Linked DNA regions of Mus musculus: region 2 is linked to region 1. A link is a loop called in an ENCODE intact Hi-C map of the cell type or tissue named here. Cell type or tissue: left cerebral cortex. All regions are shown on one strand. Each heading gives the region's core, and the rest is flanking DNA. Links, peaks and the distances in the headings are about the cores only.

Region 1 (12,111 bases), core at 1,678-9,677:
AGGCCAGCCAGGGCTGCACTGTGAGACCCTGTTTCAAAACAAATAATAAATATATATATATATATATATATTTTAAAATTAAGATGTGAAGAAGCTGAATAATTAGATTTCTCTCAATTTCAGTTCAATGAACACTCGTTTTAGAATCATGACCATAATACACTAGTAAATACTAAGGGTAGTTTGAGGGATCTCTCTCTGACTTTGTGAATGCATAGTTTAGGAGGGGATTTAAACATAAGAGTCATTGCTTGGGATCAGTCTGATATGGCTAATTAAAGTAAATATTTATTTTTATGTGTGTGTGTGTGTGCGCGTGCCTGAGTGTACTTATGTGTACCACATGCATGCAGAAACCCAAGACCATCAGAAGAGTCTCCTGGAACTGGAGTTACAGGAGATTGTGAATGACATCATGGGTGCTGAGAACCAAATGAGGGTCTCCTTCAAGAGCAGTAAGTGCTCTTACCCGTCCAACCACCTCTCCAGCCAATAGGGCAAATTGTTAGGGAAAGTTCAGAATACTTTATCTGAAAGGAAGTTGGGGAAACATGAATGTCGCAGTATTTCTGAGACAGAAGAAACCTAAAGGCCAGGTGTGGTGGGATACACCTGTGATCCTAGCCCCTTTGAGGAAGAGGCAGGACATCAGGAGTTCTAGGTCACCCTTGCCTCTCTGTCCCAAGAACTAGCTGTGTACCATCATGTGGCTCTCTCATATGGTTCTTGTAGGCAGGGATTAGAGTGATGGACTATCTCAAATTTTTTTAGAACTGAGGAGTGGGTCTTCTTTGCTAAGTACAGATGAGAGGCCAAATCTTTAAATTCAGACTCCATTTTTAGAGAACCTGACCTAACTTTGAACTCAGGTAAACTAACAGGCCAGTACCTAGCATTAGTGTCCAAGTTAGCCCCCAACAAAACCAGAGCCTAGCTCGAGTCTCTAGGCTCAACCCCCAACAAGACCTGCATCTCCAGGTTACACCCCTAACAAGACCAACATTCCCAGGTTACTACCCCAACACATCTGCCTCCCCAGGTTACAATTCCACCCCTTGCCTAACAGCCACCAATGCAGAGGGGAGTAAAAATTAAGTTTATTATTTAATTTCCAGCACCAGCCAGTTATGCTAAAGGCCATAGTAGCTTTCCAATTAGATGCTTGCACACTTATCCCCAACTTGCTGCTTACTATAAAACCTTGCCCCAATAGATATTCTAGGTTCCCTCTCCACCAAGTCGGGGATGAGCTAGCTTGAAAAGAATTAAGACCCTGCTGTGAGTTGCATCAGATCAGCTCCTGTCTGTTGTGTGTGTGTGTGATCACTAACACTTCCCTGGCACTACACAGAATATTCCTGGACAACCTGGGTCTGTGGTCTTTGTAACAGGGACTTGGCCTGATGCACCTTCCAGCTGTTGAAGTATCTCATACAAAGTTGAAAAGTATCTCATACAAAGCAGGTGTTGAAAAATGTCAAAAACTACTTATTGGAGTTATAGGGTGGAAATTAATAAAGGAGGCCAGGATTTTTAGCTATAAATTATGATCTGCATACTTTACAGATATGGAATGTAAAATAAAGCACCTATGGCTTGCTAGCATGACTATGGGACAGTGCTGGCTTTAGTCTACCATTCCAGGACTAATCACTATTACTTCATGGGCATAGTTGGCTGTCAAGGCCATAGTAGCAACAACAGTAGCTTTCTGATGCCTGGCTCACAGCACCGCTCAGTGGGGTCATCAAGTTAACAATGTCAGCAACACAGTGCTGATTCCTTACCCTCTGAGGCTCCCTGGAAGATGAGCTCAGTAGTTGAATTCTTGGAGTCATTTCTCCCTTTTTTTTCCCTAAAGATTTATTTTTTATTTACATGAGTACACTGCAGCTGTCTTCAGACACACACCAGAAGAGTGCATCGGATCCCATTACAGATGGTTGTGAGCCACCAAGTGGTTGCTGGGAATTGAACTCAGGACCTCTGGCAGAGCATTCAGTGCTCGTAACCACTGAGCCATCTCTCCAGCCCTCTTGGAGTCATTTCTAAGATGCTGCAGCACTTGCAACAATTTTGTAAGCACCGAGTCCCCGTCATTAAAACCTTTTCTACATAAAGCCCTTTCTATTCACTGTAACCTACCCTGCCAAATGTAATGCACAGCTAAGCAAACCCCCTCCTGTCTCCCCATAAACACCCATTGCATTGAACTATATCTGGCTGTTCTGGAACTCAAGTAGGCTAGGCTGTTCTCAAACTCAGATCTGCCTGCTTCTGCCTCCTAAGTGAGGAGATTAAAGGCCTGAGCCATCATCCCCTGCTCCCCCACTAGTCTTTTGAGGTCTTATGGCTGGTTTTGGGGTCTCCAGATATAAGAGAAATTGGTAGCTATTATTGTTTTAGAAGAGGGAGCCAGACTTCAGTGAACCAAGAGGATTCCCCTTGAATCTAAGGTTCTATCTGATTCAACAATCTCAAGTTCAGTTGTCCGACTTCTCTCTTGCCCTCTTGGGCTCTTCCCTTCTTCCTCCCTTCCCCATTCCCTTCCCCCTCTATCCATGTGTTCATGGATGGCCTCTACTTCTCCCTCTCTGCCTCTACTACCTTCTTAACTCTCCAGGCCCTGAATAAACTTTATTCTATACTATTAAAAAAAAAAAAAACCAACAAACTCAAGTTCATTGCCTTCTTTTCAAAATTTAATTATGAATTAATGAACACATGTAATTATTTTTATAACACAAGTGGTTAAGTGAGAATTTAAAAAGTGGGGAGGGTTCATAAGACATACAAGGGCATCTTTAAAAATAATATCTTTCCCCTCATACTTTGTCTTCTTCTGTGTATGCACTGCCTGTCCCAGACACAAGAGAGTGAAGTGCCTGCCTATGCAGAAGAGTTTCAGTTCAGATTTTTTTTTTTTTGAGTCTAATTGGGCTGTCCTGGATCTCGCTGTGTTTGAGCAGGCTTGCCTCAAATTCAGAAATTAGCCTGCAAGCCTCCCAAACTACAGGATTAAAGGGGTGAGTCACCAAGCTAGTTTATTTTGAGTTCTTTTCACTTTCAACCATCAATACGCCCCTCCCCCATCGTCAAATTTAATCCAGACTTGCTTCTCTCTACGTAGTCGAGGATGACTTTGAACTTCTGAACATCCTCATCCTGCCTTCACCTCACATCACAGGTGTACGCCAACACGCCTAGTTTTGTCTTCTTGCGTGCATGAAAGACAACCTCCAGCCCCACTCCATTTCCGTTCTCTACGTGGAGATAAATCCCTTGCGTTTCCTTTTCACCATTTCATTCATTCCCGTTGGTACCGTGACTAAAAGGGAAGCCTGGGCTCAAAAGTTAAGTGTGAATATCGGGTATATTCCAGGAAGCCAGTGTACGCGCTCCCTCCCGAGGAGTAAGTAAACAGGAAACTATCGATCCCATGCAGGAAATGACCTTTGTGAGGGCAAAGTAGGTGAGCCGGTTTCCCTCGCTTTCCCTGAGTTCCCTTCCTAACTCATTTCCGGGTGTCAACCCATTTGGTCCTCCCCTACAAAACCAGCGTCGGCTGGCTCTTCACGGTCCACCCTAGAATTCCTCCCTGAGAGACCGGCCAATAGGCCCGGTACCTTTACGGACATTTTTATGCCCTGTTTTACATCACGGCAAACCTCCGCCAATCACTAACTGGGGGAGGAGGTACCAAAATAATCTTTACTTCCTCCCCAAATGGCCACCCTTCACCGCATCATCCTTTGATGGACTACCCAGGTGGCCAACCCTCGCTCAGTCCAGGGCCCAGCCCATGCTCAACTCCACCAGTCAGGACAAAGGAGAGGCATGCCCCCCCCCCCTTTTTGGAAATGCCTTGACGCTAGGCGTCCGGGCACCGGGGAAGTTACAACTTTGTACAGTCTGTGCTGCCAGCGTCCGGGTCTATCTCGGATCCAGTCTGGTGCCCCGGCGCCCACCCGGGATGGCCCCGCGGGCCCCGTCTCAGCCGCCTTTGCAGTGGCTCGCGGGTCTATCTCGGAGCCCGCGCTGCGCTCCCAGCCCCGGACGCTGGGCCGGCAGCCGGGGGCGCGGATCTTTCCATCCGCCTACCGCCGCTCTCCTCCCTCCTCTCCTCCGCGTTCCGGGCCGGGCTGACACCGGGGTGGGCGGAGCCGAGAGCTTGCTCAGAGCGGGGAGAGGCTGGCGCCTCTTAAGGTGGAACAGACCCATCGCTGGGCCTCCCTGGGTGTGCGACTCCCGCCCCAGCCTCGCTCTAAACGCTCGCTCTCGTCTCCCTAGCGAGCCTCGGTTCTCTACATAGTTTAGAAATTAATCAGGATGTAAAATGAACGCATAAACTGAAAAAGAAAAAAAAGTCAAGAAGATGCAAACTACTCAGAGAACTTTTATTATACTTGTGTTCTTTATTCCAGGGACTACAATCTTTAAGTGGTAGGTTTTTTTGTTTGTTTGTTTTTTTCCTTCCTCTTTCGGATGTTCAAATAAGAACTCACATTTTGCCTGATGAACATGATACACATGAGTCATTTGTATGCCGGTTTAGTGACACCGCCCCCCCACCCCTAACATGGACGACAAATATACTAAGGGAAGCAGAAACCTGGAGCCTGGTGGCTATAGGCTGCCTCTTATAGTTGGCCAATGATTCGTAGAGGGAGCTAAAGAGCAGAGGTGCTGCTATCTCAACGCCTTTGTAAAATGGATGAAAATCTGCTGCTTTCTGGATTTGGTTTGACGCAGAATTGTTCCTGTATAAAGGAAAAGCAGGGACAAAAACGGGGCAGAGACTGAAGAAAGGCTATCCCATGACCGGCCCAACTTGGGATCCATCCCACGCACAGGCACCAAACCCGGATACAATTACTGATGCCATGTTGTGCTTGCAGCCTAGCATAGCTGTCTTCTGAAAGGTTCTACCAACAGCTGACTGAATCAGATGCAGATACTTACAGCCAACCATTGGACTGAGTTCGAGACCCCTATGGAAAGGATTGAAGGAGCTGAAGAGTATGGCAACCCCATAGGAAGACCAACAGTATTAACTAACGGGGACTCCTGGGAGGTCCTAGAGACTAAGCCACCAACCAAAGAGCATACACGGGCTGATCCGTGGCCCTGCACATATGTAACACAGGACTGACTGCCTTGTCTGGGCTCAGTGGGAGAGGATGCACCTACTCCTTAGAGACTTGATACCCCAGGAAGGGGAATGCTGGGATGTGTGTGTACCTTCCCAGAGGCGAAGGGGAGGGAGGATGGGGTGAAGAACTCTGGAAAGAGGGACCAGGAAGGGGGGCAACATTTGGAATGTAAATGAAATAATAACAACAATTAAAAAGGATGTAGTGTAAATTAAAGATACTAGGTAACGATACATACACAAAACATGATAGCAAACATTTTACTATTTCTTTTTAATTTTTTTAAAAGCTCTGTTGTAAAATTTCAAACACAAAAGTAGAGAGAATGACAATGACATCTTATATTTTTATCTTATTAATATCTATCGTGTATGTGTGTATATATATATATCCGCATTACATGCATGTAGGAGCCAGGAGAGGTCAGAAGAGGGAGTTAGTCTCCTGCAACTGGGAGTTACAGCCAGTTGTGAACAGTGGACAGCAGGGCTCGAATGTAAATGGGGACCTCTGTTAGAGCAGCAAGTGCTCTTAATCTCTGAGCCATCTCTCCAGCTCTAACTTTATTTTCACTCTTGTACATGCATGTGAGCATGACACGGAATAGTACACATGTGACTACATGTGCCCTCAGCACCCAGGGGAGAGAATCCAGATCTCCTGGAGCTTGAGTCACAGGTGGTGGTGGTAGAGGCTGGACTTGCGTGTCCAATTGGGTCCTCTGCAAGAGCTGAAATCTTAGCTATCTCTTTAGCCTGAGAACAACATGTATGCTTAAATGTTGCAATAAGCAATATTTGGCCAATATTTTGCCACCTCTACTTTCCTCCTGGTCACTTGATTATTTTGAGACAAATTTCAGACATTTCATGCTTAAGTCACTCTAATACACATTTTTAAATATCCCTTAAAAATAATGGAATTTCATTAATCCACCTTTGTTTGTTTTTCAAGGCAGGGTTTCTCTGTGTAGCCTTGGTTGTCCTGAAACTCACTCTGTAGACCAGACTGGCCTCGAACTTATAACATCTGTGTGTACTTCTGCCTCCTGAGTGCTGGGATTAAAGACTTAGACACCACCACTACCTGGCCCATTGTTTATTATTTCCTTCCTTTGTTCCAACTCCCCTGCTTCCCCCTCTTCTTCTTCCTCTTCTCTTTTTCTTTTTTCCATCCCATTCCTCCTCCCACTTGTCTCCAAGAAGATGCCCCCCCCCCCATTGTTTATAAGACCTATTTTATTTTAAATTACGTGTATGTGTTTGTGCGTGTGAGTGCAGGTGTTCAGAAGTGCCACATCCCCTGGTTGTCCAACATGGGCACTGGGACTGGAGCTCAGGTCCTCTAGGAAGGCATGTGCTCTTAAATCGCTGAGTCATCTCTTCAGCCCCATGAATAATTATTTATCTAGGTTTTTGTTTTTGTTTTTGTTTTTTTTTGAGACAGGCTGGTTTTTAATTTACTACCTACACAGCTGAGAATAATCTTAAACTACGGGTCCTCTTGTCTTTACCTCCTGAGTGCTGGGGTTACAAGTATATGTTACTATGCTTGGCTCCCTTTCATATCTAAAAATGTAAGAAATCTTGATTCTAAGCAGCATGTGATGGAACACATCTCTCTACTGACTGCATTTGGGAGGCAGAGGCAGGCCTGTGGGTTTAATGCCAGTCAGGGCTACATAGTGAGACTCAGAAGAAATTTGAATTCTTGGTACTACCAAGTGAATATTGAAACTTTGCCATTTGCCTTATAGTATTTTTTCCCAATTGCCCTATTCCAATCAGGATTCCCCTTAAAGGTTTGTATCCCGTATTTTATGGACATATCTCTTGATCCATAGTAATTCAATTGACTGTTGAGTCTTTTAAGCCCCTTTTCTCTCTAGCCCACTCCTCTAATCTAAGGGCATTACATAGATGAAGTCATGCAAGCCTTCTGAAAACTATGAAATATGTATTATTATCCCTCTATTTCTGATGAGGAGACTGCATAGGAAAACAATCACAAAAGCAGTGATCAATTTAGTTATTATGTTTTGAAGCTGATGCTTGCGTATACAAACTTTTATCATATTCCATGGGATACATTGTCTTTAAAAGTGACCATTTGATCAGGAGTTCAAAGTCATCCTGTACTATATAATTAAGTTCAAGGTCAGTGTAGGCTATAGGAAAATTCTTTTCAAAAAGAAGAAAAGGAAAAGGCTTGTAAAATGTATCTGTGATATGTTAATTACATATGAAGAGTTGCAGGGCCTGGAGAGATGGCTGTGTGGTTAGAAGGAAGTACTGTTTTTCCAAAGGACCTGCATTTACTTCACAGCATCCAAGGAGGCTCACAGCATCTGAAACTCCAGCTCCAGGGAGTCTAATGCTCTCTTCTGCACTCTGGGAGCACCTGTAGATGTAGACACAAGCACACAGACCAGCAAATATACACATAATCAAAACTAAAAATAAATGTTAAGAAACAATTATACATGCCTTATCATATCAAATGAATTCTCACATTTTAATTTTTTTAAATTTATTTATTTTTATTTTATGTGCATTGGTGTTTTCCCTGCATGTATGTCTGCATGAGGTTGTCAGATCTTGGAGTTACAGATAGTTGTAAGCTATTATGTGGGTGCTGGGAACTGAATCCTGGGCCTCTGGAAGAGCAGCCAGTGCTCTTAACCACGGAGCCATCTTGCCAGCCCCTAATTTAAAAAAAAAAGGAAAGAAAGAAAAGAAAAGAAAAGAAAAGAAGAGAAAAGAAAAGAAAAGGATAGAAAAGGAAAGAGAAGAAAAGGACTATTGTGTGAAGAGGGGCATGAGTGCCACATATGTGGAGGTTAGGGGATAACTTTGTAGAGTCTGTTCTCTTTCCAGGGATCAAAGTTCAGGTCACCGGGCTTCTGTGGCAAATGCCTTTACTCTCTGACCCATCTCAAAGGCTCCTCGTTTTCTGTTTTAATCGACATCTTCTTTATCAGTCAAAAGTAAAGGAAGGATGAATGCAAGTACCTCCTCCTGTTTTAGGTCAAACCAAACCAAACCAAACCAAAACAAAACAAAAACAAGCAAGCAAACAAATAAAACTAAATCAGGCTTAGTGCTCTTTTCTCCGCATCCTCTTCCTTCTTACATTCTTTTATTCAGTTGGTAAGCGTGTCAATGCACACGCCTCAGTGTGTGTGTGTGGAGGTCAGAGGACAATCTGTAGGAGTTGGTCTTCTACTGTCGGGGTTCCAGGAATCAACTTTGGTCAACAGACCTATGGGCAAGTGCCTTTACTTACTGAGACATCTCACTGGCCCCCAAACTACAAATAATTACATAAGCAAACCCCACATAAACACTAACTATAGACAACAGCAAAAAGTGAAGAATACTAAAATGATCTCTAAATTATTTAGTACATTTCTCTCTCTCTATATATATATGCATGTATATATACATATATAAATAAATATCACATTCACATTTTTTGAGTTTATATAATTACACCATTTTCTCTTCTCTTTCTACCCTTCTGAGGTTCCTATGTGCACCTCCTCCCTCATATCTTTCAAACTTATGGCCCATATATATATTATATGATCTACATATTACACACACACACACACACACACACACACCCTGCTTCAGTCTGTCTCATGTAACTTGTATAGACATGTTTTCAGGGCTGACCATTTGGTGATGGATGACCAATCACTGTGCACTTTCCTGGGGAAGATTATTTCTCCCGCTCTGCACTTTCCTTAGTTGCTTATGGTCCTTTGCCAAGGGTTGAGGCCTTGTGAGCTTTGCCCCTTCCAATAACGTGTCTATTGGTGCCATATTTGTTCAGATACATATTTTTGAAAAGCATCTATTTGATTATATGAGAAAACTATTACAATGCAATTTTATTTAATTTTTTTTTAATGTGTATGTGTGTGTGCCTGAGTGTACGTATGTGCACAATGAGCACATAGGAGCCTGAGGAGAGAAGAAGAGATGTTGGATCTCCTGGAACTGGGGTTATATCAGGTTCTGAGCTGCCGTGTGGGTGCTGGGAACCGAACCCAGGTCCTCTGCAAGCGAAATGTTCTTACCTCATGAGCCATCTCCCCAGCTCCTGAAATGTAATTTTCTCATTCAAATACAGACATATAAAAACGATTGGTTAAAGTTATCATACCCACTTCCAAATATTTAAATGACACTATAGCTAGACTTGGTGGTACAAGCCTTTGATCCCATGAACTGAATGATGATATCTAAAAATAAAAACGACTTAATCATTCTATCTCCAGGATTAAATATAATTACTCTTTATTTCTTGGAAGAGTTTATTTGAGCTCACAAAGAATTAAATAAAATTGTTCTTTTAAATACTAAACAATATCCTATTATGTAGATTACTATAACTTCTTATATATTTGCCTTATTTTGGATCTAGCTTGCTTCTATAAAAATGCTACAGCCAATGTCTAATATATATAAAACAATATTTGAAGTTTTTATTTTTGCCAATTTTTAAGGAAAAGAGATTCTAATTTTTAGTTTTTCACTTAAAAAAAGGATGTTTTTTCTCTTTTTTTTTGGTTTAAAAAAAAGGATTTTTATTTAAAATTTCAATTATGTACATGTGTGTGGGTCTTGCATGTGAGTGCCTGTGCCCTCAGAGGTGCTGGGTCCTTCTGGAATTACCGACAGTTGTGAGCACTGTACGTGGGTGCTGGAAACCCAACTCTGGTCCTCTGTGAGAGTGGTGTGTCTCCAGACACTAGCCTTTCCATTTTATGTTACTTCTACCTCTGGACCCTGCAAATATCAATGACCGGAAACACCAGAAAGTGTTGAAAAGTTAAACAAAGCATCCAACACAGACCCAGAGATGTTTACAAGCGAATTCAGACTCTGAAGCCCAAGCTGGGGCTGGAATTCACTATGAAGCTTGGGCTAGCCTCAAACACATGGCAATCCTTCTAGCTCAGCCTCAGATGTGCTCGGGATTAGGTGTGGGCCATCTCCATGTCTAGTTCCTTTGATCTGTCCCAGAATGCTTCACATTAGCTCAGTTGGTAGAAAGTTTGCCTCAGTGCTGGATATGTGGGGCTGGGGTGATGCTCTGTAGCTAAGAGCACTTGCTGCTCTTGCCAAGGAGCCTTTCAGTTCTTAGCACCCACAGTCAGGCATCTCACAACCACCTGCAACTCCAGCTCCAGGGACTCTCATACCCTCTTCTGCCCCACAAGAACATCTGTACCCCTGCATAGAGATACTTAATTTAAAAACAAAAGAGCTATTTTGAAAGAAAAAAAAAAAACCACTAACAGTGCCTGTGCACACAGGCCTGTAATTCCAGCACTTGGGCGGGTGGAGACAGGAGGCCAGGCATTTAAACTTATCTATTTATGTTTACATGTATGAGTGTTTTACATGCATTTGTGTGGTGTGCATATATATATATATATATATATATATATATATATATATATGTGTGTGTGTGTGTGTGTGTGTATTTATTTATTTATATTTATATGTATGTACACACACACACACACACACACACACACACACACAAACCACCTGTGCACCTATGGAGGTAACTAGAGGGTATTGGTTCCCCTGAGACTGTTACAGATGGTTGTGAGCTTGCATGTTGGGGTTGGAAATCGAACCTGGGTCTTCTGGAAGAACAGGTGCTCTGAACTTCAAGCCAATGCTTCACTCCAGGATCAGAAGTTTAAAGCTATCCTTTGCTACATAGAGAGTTTGAGGCTAGCCTGGGCTATAAGACCTATTTTATAACAATGCCTCCCCCTCCCTAACTCATTACATAGTGTAGGCTGGCCTTGAACTACTGATCTTCCTGGTTTCTCCTCCCCAGTGTTGGGACCATAAATACTTGCCATTGTATAGGGTTGTGCTTTTGTGGTGCTAGGGATAGAGGCCAGGGCCTCATGCTTGCCAGGCAAGCCCTCTACCAGTTGGGCTGTAAGCCTGGCCCCATCTTATCCTTTTTACAGATAGGGTCTCATGATATAGTTTAGCTGCCCTTGAAATCAAGATCCTCCTCTAGCTGCCCTTGAACTCAAGATACTCACAAGTGGGTGCCACTAGGCTGGAGGAAATGAATCTTTTCACATGGATACTGGAAGTGTGGGGAGGGAAGAGGCTTTGTTAGGGGGCTCACTGACTGGCAATTTGAGAATGACATGTTTTCCCAGTTTAAGCCAACAATGTACTAGAGGTTTAGACCCTGGCTCTAAGGCCATTTGGGTTCAACACCTGACACAAAGTAACACTACGAATTGCATAATGGTGCGAATTACATGAACTCAGACACAAACAATATCTTCAAGCTGTAGTTACACTCTAAAGGCCTGATACTGCTGCATGGAATTGCCAGTAAGAATCAAGTGTGATAACACACGGAGAGTGTGAAGCCTTAATGCAGACGTTGTATGTGTAATGTGGTTATATGTACAAGAATGTAAGTAAATGGCAGTAGGCATATATTTAGCCAGAAGACAAATGACATCTCTTTCTACAGGGAGTCATCAAACTGTCATCTTTTTGAGCAATTCAAATATCAAGTGAACAATTTCTTTTGTCTTATCATTTTATAATAGAACACAATTGGAGAAAAGTAAGCCAGAGGGTGATATACCTAAGAGTTTGTACTGGAATAGCATGACTGGGGAGGTAAGAGATGGGCTAACCTGGTTCTATTTCCTGTCCCAGGATGGAGATTATTCTGTAAGAAGTAGAGGGATGTGCTGAGAGCCCATTCTATCTCCCTGTGGCACTCAGGATAACATAGTCTATAGAAATGTCACTTGACTTTAGCACAAAGGTAAAAAAAAATGACATTTTATAAGGGAAATGAATAATCATGCTTTGAACCCTTTGTGTACTAGACCATTTTAAAAAGCAACTCGTAAATCATTTCCTTTGGTGACTGCGACATCCATATTAGT
Region 2 (12,111 bases), core at 1,350-9,349, 52 kb before region 1:
CAGGACTCATCCATACGTCAAATCATCTACCACCAAGCTACATCCCAGCCTCAGAGGTCATCTGACCCTTAAGTCTAACAGTACATTACTTTTTTGCCTCTATCATCAAAAGCACAGGCAACTGAATAAAATATATAAACAATGAAACGCCATCAACCTCAGCAACACTTCCGTATCAACAGGCAAAATCAGCAGCATAAACCAGAGTTTTCAAAATGGAAGAAAATAGTTGTAAGTCATATATCTAATAAATGGTTAAAAATCCAGAATAGAAGCTGCAAAGTTGTGGTGAATGCTCTCTGTGAGTTCAAGGCCAGCCTGATCTACAGAACAAGTTCCAGGACAGCAAGGGCTACCCAGAGAAACCCTACCTCAAAAGCCAAAAAACTAAAAATCCAATAGCCTGATTTCCAAGGGAGGCTCATCCTACCCTCACCCCCCCCCCCAAAAAAAAAGAAAGAAAAAGGAAAAGAACCCTGGTAACTTTAAATGTTTTCCATTCACACACACACACACACACACACACACACACACACACACACAAAAGTGTGATCAAGTTAGACATGTTAGCCAAAACTAGAATCCCTTGGGAGATGGAAGCAGGAGTTCAAAGACAGCCTGAGAGACATTCCAAGTTCAAGGCCAGTTTGACTGTCAAAAAAAAAAAAAAAAAAAACCCCAAAAAAAAAACCCCCCAAAAAAAAAACCAAAACAAAACCAGGAAGTTGGGGGATGGTGCTGGAGCACGCTGAGGCACTTAAGCTCTTACAGAACTTTGACAGCTCACAACAGTCTGTAACTGTAGTTCCAGAGGATCTGACACTTTCTTCTGGCTTCCAGAAGCACCAGGCTTGCACACCGAGCACACACACACACACACACACACACACACACACACACACACACACACACCAAACACTCATAAACTGCTGGCCATGGTGGGGCCCGTCTTTGATCCCAGAACTCTGGATGAACTTAAAGTGGTCAGTTTGTTTCACTAGTCAACTTTGTACCACTGACAAATAGTCTAAAATAATCAAGCTGTGAGGGAGAAATTGTCATTTTAACTCAAGTGAGAAGAAAAGGAGTTCAAGGTTCAAGACCATCCTGGGCTACCTGAGACCCATTTTTCCTCAAAAACAAAACAAGAACAACAACAACAAAAAAATTAAGTGAATTTTCATGGGTTTTGGCTGTAGGAGCTTGGTTGGCCCTCATATCTTTGGACCCAAGGGACAGTGATACACTATGGCTAGCAACATATGGCAGTTACCATATATGTATATCGATGCAGGGTCTTATTCTGTAGCCCATGCTGACCTTCAAACTCACCGAGCTGCTCCTTTTAGGCCTCTCAGTGCTGGGATTATAGGGATAGACCACTATGCTCAGCGTGGGCCCAGCTTCATCAACTGTGGGTCACAGTCCAACACAGTGTTGTATAAGTGAGTTGTGTAAGTTTTGTGAAAATTTTGGCAATGATAAAAATTTCTGAATATCCAATGAGTTAAATCAAAATCAAACCCACGGTGTAATGACTCTGAGCACACTCTACCACTGCATCGAGGTTTGCTTGTGATCTTTTGATTTTCCAGACACGGTCTTATGTATTGTAGCCCAGGGTTTTCCCAATGTGAGCACGTTGCCCCACGCCTGCCACTACAGCACTGAATGCCAACAAACTCACCCGGAAACATCTCAGCTCTGAGACCACTATGTTACACCAGTGAAGGGTTTTTTACATACAAAGTTGTCCCATCTTATAAATGTGGGTCTAATTACAGAAACCCAAGACTTTTAATGCTTTTTCTGCCTTCATTACTTAGCACATATCAAGTCAAGTCTTTGGGTTGGACTAAGTTAGAATATTTGATTTTAAAATCTGACATTAAAGGGGCCAGGAGTATAGCTCAGCCAATCCTATTCCCAAGGCTTTGCGTTTGATCCCCAGCACCACACAAACCCGGAGAAGTGCTTAGGACCCATAATCCCAACATGAAGGTATAAGGGCGGTGAGTGTGTGTGTGTGTGTGTGTGTGGGGGTGGGGGGCAGGATCAATCAGAGGCTAGCCTGGGCTATAAGCGTCTCTGTTTCAAAAATAAGTAAAAATAGGGGCTGGTGAGATGGCTCAGTGGTTAAGAGCACCGACTGCTCTTCCAAAGGTCCCGAGTTCAAATCCCAGCAACCACATGGTGGCTCACAACCATCCGTAACGAAATCTGATGCCCTCTTCTCGAGTGTCTGAAGACAGCTACAGTGTACTTATAATAAATAAATGAATCTTAAAAAAAAAATCCGGTTCACACTTTGAGTCAGTGTCTTTAAAAAAAAAAAAAAGTAAAAATAAGCTGGGTGGTGGTGGACAGGCCTTTGATCCCAGCAACAGGGAGGCAGAGGCAGGCATATCACTGAGTTCAAGGCCAACCTGGTCTACAAAGTAGTTCTAGAACAACTAGGACAATAGAGAAACCTTGCCTCACAATCACTCATAAAAGAACCAGGATTTGAACTCAGATCTTCACACTTGCACAGCAAGTGTCCTTAGTCAGAGAGATCCACATTCCCTCCCTCCAGTCCGGGAACCTCTGCTTCCTTCTTTGAAGGTCAAACGGAACATTGTGAATCTCAGCCTTGGTGCAGAGCAGGGTCTATACCACTTGCTGTAGAGGCTGCTGAAGCAAATACTCAGTTCTTTTTATGGCTGAAGTGCATCGTAGTACATCCGTGTACCTCAGTTTACCCATTTGCCTACATAAGGACATCCTGGTTGCCTCCAATCTTAGAAATTATGAATGAATTGCTATGAGCATCTGTGAACATGTTTTTGTGTATAATTGGTTAATTAGTATTTGAGACGGGCTCTCTGACAAGGCTGGCCTCCAGCTCCCAGGATAGTTCAAGGTCAACCTTGATCTGATCCTCAATCTCCAACTTCCGAGAGCATGTTGGGTTTCTACTCTAAGTCAGACTTGGGGCTCCTTTATGCATTAGCCTTCTTTTCTTTTTTTTCTTTTTAACATGTGTTAGTATTTGCCTGTGCTATGTGTATGCCTGGTTCCCAGGAGGTCAGAAGAGGGTGTCCAGTCCCTTGGTGTTACAGATGGCTTTGTGTTGTGACCTGGGAGCTGGGAATCAGAAAGAGTCATCTGGAAGAGCAACCAGTGCTCTTACCTGCTGAGCTATCTCTTCATCAGGACCCCTCAAACTCCTTTTTTTAGGTTTTGGAAATGAAGTCTTACTACACAGCTCGGGCTGGTTTGGAACTCTGTGAAGAACAGGGTGGCCTAGAACTCAGATAGTTCAGCTTGGATTAAAGGTGGTCACCATGGGGCCTAGCCCCTCAGCTGTGTTTTGCATGCAAATTGCATAGTTAGGCCAATAAGGACCATGCACTATTATTTGTGGGATGTAAGGATGAGTGTTTGAATTCTGCGTGTGTAGCCAGCCTGTCCTACTGTTCCTGGTATGAATGCCTTTGCTTCTCTATATTGTTGTCTGGTGGCGATGGCATTATCACCAGAGCATTTCTGCTGCCTTGGCTACGGGAAAACAGCTCACGCTGACTCATACCCACCCTTTCAAATAACATAACCACATGCCGGTCTGTGGCCACTCTTCAATGAGATGTGTCATAATTGAAGGGCTGTGTCCTTTGAGCAAGTTTCCTCCCTAATTTTGGTGGTAGAGCCTAACTTCTCAGAAAGAAGGGAAAAAACCCAAAAAACCAAAACAAAAAAACAAAAAAAGCCCCAAACAAACAAACAAACAAACAATCCAAAAACAAACAAACAAACAAACAAACAAACAGCAAACCACTCAATGCTCTGAGGCACCATTACTAACATGGATGGAATTGGGAATTCTATGATGGGCTAGGCTACTACACAAACTGCCAGAAAGTAAATGAAATGCTTTACTTGAGAATAGTCTCAGAGGGGAGAAGGTCACAGTTTCAAATGAAGCTTAGAGGGGCTGCTGAGAACTGCAGGAATCCAGAGAAGGCCCTCTCCCTGAGTCCACAGGGACCACAGTGGAGACTTGCAGTCATTGTCTGTCTCTGCCGGAATCTCAAAGAAGGAGCCCTGAGCAAACCAGATGTTCCAGCTAATTCCTTCCTCGGGTGGGGACACTCGGAGAAACCATCCTGTCCTCATCCGTCCCCAGCACTCTGGACACAATGACCCCTTTGAATTTGTGGCCAGTAAATATAAATATATATATTTATTAAAAAAACCCAAATTTGACATATGGGGGTAGAGGCACATGCATTTAATCCCAGAATTTGGGGAGCAGAAGCAGGTGGATGTCTGTGAGTGAGGCCAGCCTGGTCTCCAGGACAGCTAGGGCTACACAAAGAAACCTTGGCACTCTGTGTAGAGCAGGCTGGCCTCAAACTCAGAGATCTACTCTGCTTCTTGAGTGCATAAAGGCATATGCCACCACACCCAGATTTTATTCATATATGTATTTTCCATGTCATCTTTTGACATGGGTATTCCAGACAAAGTTCATAGGGTCTACACATGTCAGAATGCTTGCCTAGCAAGCTTGAGGCCTTGTATTTGATCTAAGGTACTGATAACACACTGGGTTAGAGAGATGGCTCAGCTGTTAAGAGTAAGTACTATTCTAGCTGAGAATGTGAGTTAGATTCCCAGCACCTACTTTAGATAGCTCACAAACATATGTTAACTCCAACTTCAGGGATCCAAAGGCCCTGGTGTCCTCCAACAATTCACCTCACCTATACACACAGAAAAATAACTCTTTAGCCAGGCACAGTGATGTAACCCTTTAATCCCAGCATTTGGGAGAAGGCAGGTGGATTTCTGAGTTCAAGGCCAGTTTGGTCTGCATAGTAAATTCAGGGATAATCAGAGTTACATATGAGAGACCCTGTCTCAAAAAAACCAAACAAATTTCTTAAAATAATAATAATAATAGTAACTGGGCTGGTGAGATGGCTCAGCAGTTAAGAGCACTGACTCACTGACTGCTCTTCCAAAGGTCCTGAGTTCAAATCCCAGCAACCACATGGTGGCTCACAACCATCCGTAACAAGATCTGATGTCCTCTTCTGGAGTGTCTGTAGACAGTTACAGTGTACTTACATATAATAATAAATAAATAAATCTTTAAAAAATAATAATAGTAACTAATAATAAGCAGTAGCAGCAGCAGCAGCACATAGGAACAAGTCAGCTTGAAAGGATTTAGAATTTTATCTCAGTCGTTCGAGTGAGTACTATTTTATCTCAGTGAGTGAGTACTATTTTAGTGTTCTCCTTTGGCTGCTCAGTAGGGTGAGCTGTGAAGCAGCAGGGGCAAGCTTCTCTTAAGCTAAATGACTGTGTTTTTCTCACCAAAACCTTCCACAACGTATGCATTGTGCATTGAACAAGTTTGATTTGGGCATGGTGGCACATGCCTTTAATCTAGCAGAGGAAGTCTTATCTCTCTATAATTCAGAGACAACGTGATCTACATAGTAAGTTCCAGGCCAGCCAAGACTCCAAAGTGAGAGTTTGCTTCAAAAACCAAACAAACACAAAACCCTCCCCCAATTTTTTTTTTGTAGATTGTGTGCCATATAATACGGCAGCCACGGTGCTAGGAATCACTGTCTGATCTCATGCATTCCTACTGAAGATACTCTTACAAGTGCCATGAACTTTGTGTTGCAGATCAGACTGTTTAATGGATACATCTTTCTCACAAGTGACCCAAGCCTCCAATGGAACCAGCCAGTTACAGAAATATTTGGAGGAGGCGGGCTCAGAAACCAAAGTATCTCTTCTCTCTTCCCAGCAAGCTAAGCCCCGCCTGCTGACGTCTCACTTTCTTTTTGGGGGGTGGGCTGCGTAATGCAGACGTGCGAAGAGGACCGTTCAGCTGGTCCTCTGAATCTCCGGAGCGACCTGCTACATCACTCAGTCCTGTCTCTCCCTTATTCTACTCCCCTCCTGTGGAATTTGTTTTCTTGTTATGTTGCCGAGAGATGCAACCATCAGCTCCCGGTTGTCCTGGTTTTCTTCATCCTGTTTCTCTGACTTTTTTTTTTTTTTTTTTTGACACAAATCTGCAAAATCTCATGGGTGTGTAACAAGATATCCTGAGCATTTAATGGAATGGTTTATATGCAGACTTATAGAATGACTGTGGAATGATTTTGGAAATGTGTGTAAAAAGAAATGTGTGTAATAGTCCCTGCCTTTTGGTGGATCCTACAATTCTTTTTTTGTTGTTGTTGTTTGTTTTTGTTTTTTTCGAGACAGGGTTTCTCTGTTTAGCCCTGGCTGTCCTACAATTCTTTAAATGTTCAAATGCAGAAAAATTCTTTTGCCTACAAGCACATTTTAAATTAGCTTTCAGGTATGGTTGTTGTTTTTTTGTTTTTGTTTTTCTCCCTAGTAATGGGCTTGAAAAAGCAGGGTCTTGAACATAACTGGGGAATCTCCCACAGCAAGGTATCTCCTAAGATCTTTTTTCATTGATGTTTTTGTGCGTGTTTGAGACAGGGTCTCATGTAACCCTGGCTAGCCTGGAACCCCCAGAGATCCACAGGACCAACACCACCCTGACCAACCTTTTTTAATTTTTAATTTTTTTTAAGACAAGGTCTCAAGTAGTTCAGGATGACCTTGAACTCACTATGTAGCCAAGGCTACCCCAGGCTCATGACAACATTGTAATTCTCCCAGCTCAGCCTCCTGAAAGCTGGGATTACAGAAGTGCATCACCAGGCCAGACTTCCTATTGTCATTTATTTTTGAAATGGGGTCCCACTGTGTTCCTTAGGCAGGTTTTGAACTGCTATTCTGCCTAAGTCTCCTCATAGCTGGGATTACAGGCCAGCTGGAGGATAACTTTTAAATCTAATGTTATCACAATTATACCTAAGTGGCTGCTTCAATCTAGTTTTTCCTTGTTAGTGTTTTTATTGAGACAGGTCTGGAATCATTTAGACCAGGCTGGCCTCGAACTTGTAGATCTGCCTGTCTCTGCCTCCCAAGCGCAGGGATTAAAGATTTGAGCACCAGTGTTTTCTTTACAAAGTTCATAGGAAAGAAATGGTCTATTAAATCCCATGCCCTGACCAATGGCTCTCTATTTAGACCTTACCTTGATACTTTCTGGTCAACACCCTTTCATATGAAGGCTTGTTGTGTTTGTTTGTTTTTAATAAGGTTCTCATATTGCCCAGAGTGGCCTAGAACTAGACAAGTAGTTAAGGACGGCCTTGAACTCCTTTCTGATCCTCCTAGTTCTACCTCCCTGGCAAGGGGATTACAGGCATGAGCACCACACCCAGTTTAATGAGTTCTATTTACTAACAGACAACAACACATCACAGCAGGAGAGACCTGTTTTAGCTAGGGTTGTTTGTGCTGTAATAAAACACCAGGACCAAGCCGGGAGTGGTGGCACACGCCTTTAATCCCAGAGGCAGGTGGATTTCTGAGTTTGAGGCCAGCCTGGTCTACAAAGTGAGTTCCAGGACAGGGAGGGTTATACAGAGAAACCCTGTCTCGAAAAGCCAAAACAAAACCCAACAAACAAACAAACAAACAACAAAAAAACCCAAAAACACCAGGACCAGAGCACATGGAGAAAAGAGGTCTCTGTGGCCCATTTCCACCTCAGCGCTGAAGTCACATTTGAACACTCGTAGTTATCAGCTATCCAGGTCTCTCTCACCGTGACATTATCTGTGTATATAACGTAGTTTGGTCATGCTCACTCACTATTACCCTCTCTAGACCCCTCCCACTCCCACAGGAAGCATCTTCCAAGGCTAGGGATCTGGAGGCTGCAGATAAACAGCTGATACCGAGTTCCAGGAAAGGAGCCACCCCCCTGGTACTCAGTGAGGGCCCTATTCCCAGGCTGTTTGGAGAGCCTCTCAGGTCAGAGGAGATGGAGAGGCCACAGAGAGAGGCCAGTGAGGCAACAAGGCTCTTGGGACACTGTGGTCCACAAACCCTAAAACACTTACATAATCTGACCCTTTGCAGTAAAAGTTACCAACTCCCGAGTTTTACTGTAGATGAGGCAAATGAAATGGGACCTTAAAGCTGTGAGATCACAGTCATTGGCTGGGATCAGAAGAAGGAAGGAGGCACTGTCTGTGGTAGCAGAGGCTGGAGACAAAGAACATGCCTCTGAGCGGGGAAACTCTGAGGACTTCCTGTGAATGAAAAAATGGTCCAGCCAAGACTGACAACCGACCGTACTCAACAGGAAAGTCTTTCTCAGTCTCAGTCTCTCTCTCAATATCTTTCATTTCATGTAACAGGAATCCACGGGAGTGCCACCGTGAGAGTGCCCTACTTAAGGGCACTGGGCCTAGAGGCTGGTTTTCCAGGTTCCCCCGGGGCCTGCAGGCAGCTTTAGATTTTACTGGAGAGTAAGCACTGAGAGGAAGTCACTTTGAGTATACTGCTGTCATCCATGTCATTAGTGAGGGAAAAACTGGGACTGGAGGAGAGGTGGCTGAAGATTAGTTGATGAATTGTCCTTAGGTTTTCTTTACACCCACCTTAGTCATTTTTTGTGAACACCTCCTTCCCCCCGCGCGCGCGCTTAAAAGGTAGCAAACAGTCTGCATAGACCCAACCAAAGACCAATGTAGGGAGATAACTGTTGAGCATGGGCCAAGGCCAACAGACTCAGCAGGGAGTTCCTCATTTTCTCATGGGTAATATTCCCTTTTCAGGCTGGAGAAGTGAGGGTCAGAGACTGAAGCACTTAGGTTAAACATCCCAGCTCAAGATGTGTTTAAAGGATAACATGCTTAGATTTTCTAATGCCAATTTACAACACATCAGATTATGTCCCGCGACTGGTGTTATGAAGAACATGTCTATCCAAAGTCCTAAAATGTCATTAAGGGTTAAATGCATGCAAGCAGCGTTCACGTGCTTCCTTGGTTTGGGGCACAGAGAAAGGTAGAGTACGGCGGATGTTAGGACGGCGAGGCAGGCACCAGAAAGCCCTTATTTCTACTTTCTTCTGCTTATTTCGACCCCGACGCACGCCTAAATAGCAAGTAGCACAAAATGTATAGCCCTAATGTGCAGGGCTGTTCTTTTCCGTCGGTCGTCGATCGTGCCACAGTGGCGCAGTTCGCTGCGGATGGTGCAGGGTGACCCAACGCTCTGCGCATGCTCACACACATCTGATCCTTCCCAGGCCCACCCTTTCCTTCTTCCTGGTGGTCTGCAGCCCACCCTACCTTTTACTTCTAAATTCACCCTCCGCCTTTCCCAGTCCGTTTCTTTCTTTTTAATACCCCCACCCCCGCCTCCTCCCGACAAGTCAACCAAAAACGTCAAGGGAACGTGAGGACCAAGGGAAGGAGCGGAACACTGCAGGATGCGCGAATGAGTCAGCGAGCTGGGGAGGCAGATCCAAGCGACTCAGGGACCGCGGGGGCTGCCGGGCGCCGTGCCAATACGCACGTCCCTTCTGCCGGGCGGGGTCGGCCAGCGCCCACCGGATGGGGCTGAGAAAGTGCAGTTGTCAGGAATCCGAGGCATCTCTGTGGAGCAGCAGGTTACGCCAGAGTCTGCCTCGAGGGCGAGGGCGAATGCCCCACCTGCGCCCGGCAGTCTCCCCACCTGTCCATCTATTTTGCCGCAGGCCATTCGGCTTCGTCGTGCAGCACACCAGGTCGCTCACGTTTCCCACGCTGCCTGCTTCTTTTTATTTCAGTCAGCTTTACATATACTACGCGTGCAAAAGCGTTCACCCATTCCAGCTGTTCGGGTAGATGACTAATTTTTGATGCCTGCAGTCTCCTGTCTCCGTGCCACCCCACTGCAATCATCAGAGTGCAAATTTACTCTTAGAACATTCTCCTGCAGCATGCTCTCACTGAGGTTACCCGGTCATTGTTCGGTGGCATTCGAGCGACTGTAGGCTTTTGTAACGGACCCAGCAGGAGGAGATAATCTGGGAGAGACACCAGCTCCTCCCCTTAGCTATCAACCTATTCAAACAATGGACCAAAGAATTAAAATTTCCCCAGGACTCCCAAGCGTTTGAGGGTGGAGGTGGGGTGCAGATCCCCTGGTGAGGAGGGTTAAGGGACGGTGGTGGGGGTGGGGTGGGGGTTAGGACGGGGCACTTTGCCTACCGGGAAAGATTTCACAGGGATCTGACAACTTTATCATACCCTTATTTCCTGGCCTTTGTTTCATCACTTCTGTAAAATTTACACCTGTTACAGAAATGGCGGAGAAAAACTAGGCATCATTCTCTGTTTTGGACAAGTCGTACATAAATCCAATTTTCCTTCAATTTTGCTTCCTTATATCTTTTAAAATGTATCAGGAAGCTGGTCGGATTGACACAAACATTTAATCCCAGCACTCTGGAGAAGAGGCAGGAGGATCAGTGAGTTAGAGGTCAACTAGGTCTATGTGGTGAATTGCAGGATATCCAAAGCTACATCTTGAGACCCTGCCTTGAAAAATTAGAACAAGGAAAAAAAGAACCAGGTTTAAGATGTAAATGTCTTCCTGTGACATTTTTCTCAGTTACTTTTTCATATATTAGCAGATAGGAGGTATTTCTTATGGACCGTACACAGTTAAAATGGGGAACGAGTTAAACTTATTTTTCATCTCTGCGCAGTATTTGGATGCTCCCCCCCCCCAGCCCCCACCAAGACAACTGGATTCACTGACTAATCCTTTCTGAGAGGTAATTGTTTTCTCTCTCTCTCTCTCTCTCTCTCTTTCTTTCTTTCTCTTTTTCTTTTTTCCTTCCTGAGGAAAGCTGCAGGGAAAAGAAGCACTTAAAGACTCAATTGCAGCTGAGTAGAAAGCCAGGTGGGACTGAAAGGAATTTTCCGAAGAATTGGGGGGTGGGGGTGGGGCACAGACATTAAAGGCTCTGTTTTAAAAACCAGGCACTCCAAGTCTCATGGTGTGGTTGTAAAAGCGACTGGAAGGCTGCCTTTGGGCAGACAGGATGTGAATTCCTGCAATAGACTCATAAAAGAAAATGTAAACTCGGACCATTGAGCCTAATGAAAGATGGGAGCTGAGAACAGTAGATTTGTCCTCCCACAGAGGGTGTGGTGTGTGTCTGGTGTGGTGTGTCTGGTGTGTGTGTGTGTGTGTGTGTGTGTGTGTGTGTGTGTGTGTGTGTGTGTGTTTAGGAAAAACAATCTAAGAGAAGGACACAAAGATGACTCGTAGGAAGGGCATTTCAAGATTTGCCTATCAACACCTGGGAAGCAGAGACAGGAGTGTTCAAAGCTGTAGGTTCAAGGTCAGCCTGGTCTGCACGTGAGTATCAGGCAGGGCAGCCATAGTTTTACAGTAAGACAGACAGACAGAGAGGAGGACAACAACATGCTACCCTTGTTGCAATGTTGTTGCAAAGCACCAGGCCCTTTTCCTGAACCTGTGACAAAGGGTTTTTACTTCCTCTTGCTGACCCATTACTCAACAGGTGGAGATAGCTCAACACCTTTCTAAGGAGGGACAGTTACAGCCTCTCCTTAGAAGGCCAGTCACAGAAGTCCTTTTTTTTTTATTGGTTATTTTATTTATTTACATTTCTTTTTTTTTTTAAGATTTATTTATTTATTATATGTAAGTACACTGTAGCTGTCTTCAGACACACCAGAAGAGGGCATCAGATCTCATTACGGGTGGTTGTGAGCCACCATGTGGTTGCTGGGATTTGAACTCCTGACCTTCAGAAGAGCAGTCGGGTGCTCTTACCCACTGAGCCATCTCACCAGCCCTTATTTACATTTCAAATGTTATCCCCCTTCCAGGTTCTCCCCAGCAAATCCCCATTCCTCCCACCCCCACCCCCAGAAGTCTTTAATAGTCCTGGAGCTGTTCTGTTGGAATAAAACTTTCAGGACAGGTACTTTGCTGGTGGTTACTGAACTACACATGCACCGATGGAGGTAAATATGCACTATTGCAAGTTGTACAGCTGGATGGATGGATCAAGACATGGATTCTAGAACATTGCAACACCCCACCTCCCCTTCCTGTGCCAGGTCCAGACTATAGTTTATCGATCCTAGCATCCTACTCATGGATATACCTAAGTGTATTCATTCTTCCATAGACATACACATT

The links. Hi-C counts contacts between places; a loop is a spot of excess contacts. Peaks named below come from ENCODE experiments on the same cell type or tissue, not always from the same donor. Only the 100,000 strongest peaks of a DNase experiment are listed, where the experiment ranks them.
Region 2: it touches region 1 in a loop (2.4-fold over the local background); 3 of 42 quality-filtered maps call a loop at or near these places.

The regions. Positions count from the first base shown.
Region 1 is chr6:122,807,303-122,819,413 of GRCm38, forward strand. No RefSeq gene overlaps it. Among named protein-coding and RNA genes, the nearest start is that of Foxj2, 6.8 kb to the right of the region's middle. In left cerebral cortex, for the core only: CTCF peaks have their summits at 3,448, 3,671 and 4,688; DNase peaks (open chromatin) are centred at 3,104, 3,689, 4,137 and 4,659; H3K4me3 peaks cover 2,268 bases; H3K27ac peaks cover 2,477 bases.
Region 2 is chr6:122,755,368-122,767,478 of GRCm38, forward strand. It overlaps a transcript of Slc2a3 not described here. Among named protein-coding and RNA genes, the nearest start is that of Slc2a3, 19 kb to the left of the region's middle. RefSeq lists an enhancer at 8,662-11,524. In left cerebral cortex, for the core only: no CTCF peak of the experiment used is centred there; DNase peaks (open chromatin) are centred at 3,555, 5,834, 8,229, 8,373 and 1 more place; H3K4me3 peaks cover 1,422 bases; H3K27ac peaks cover 2,648 bases.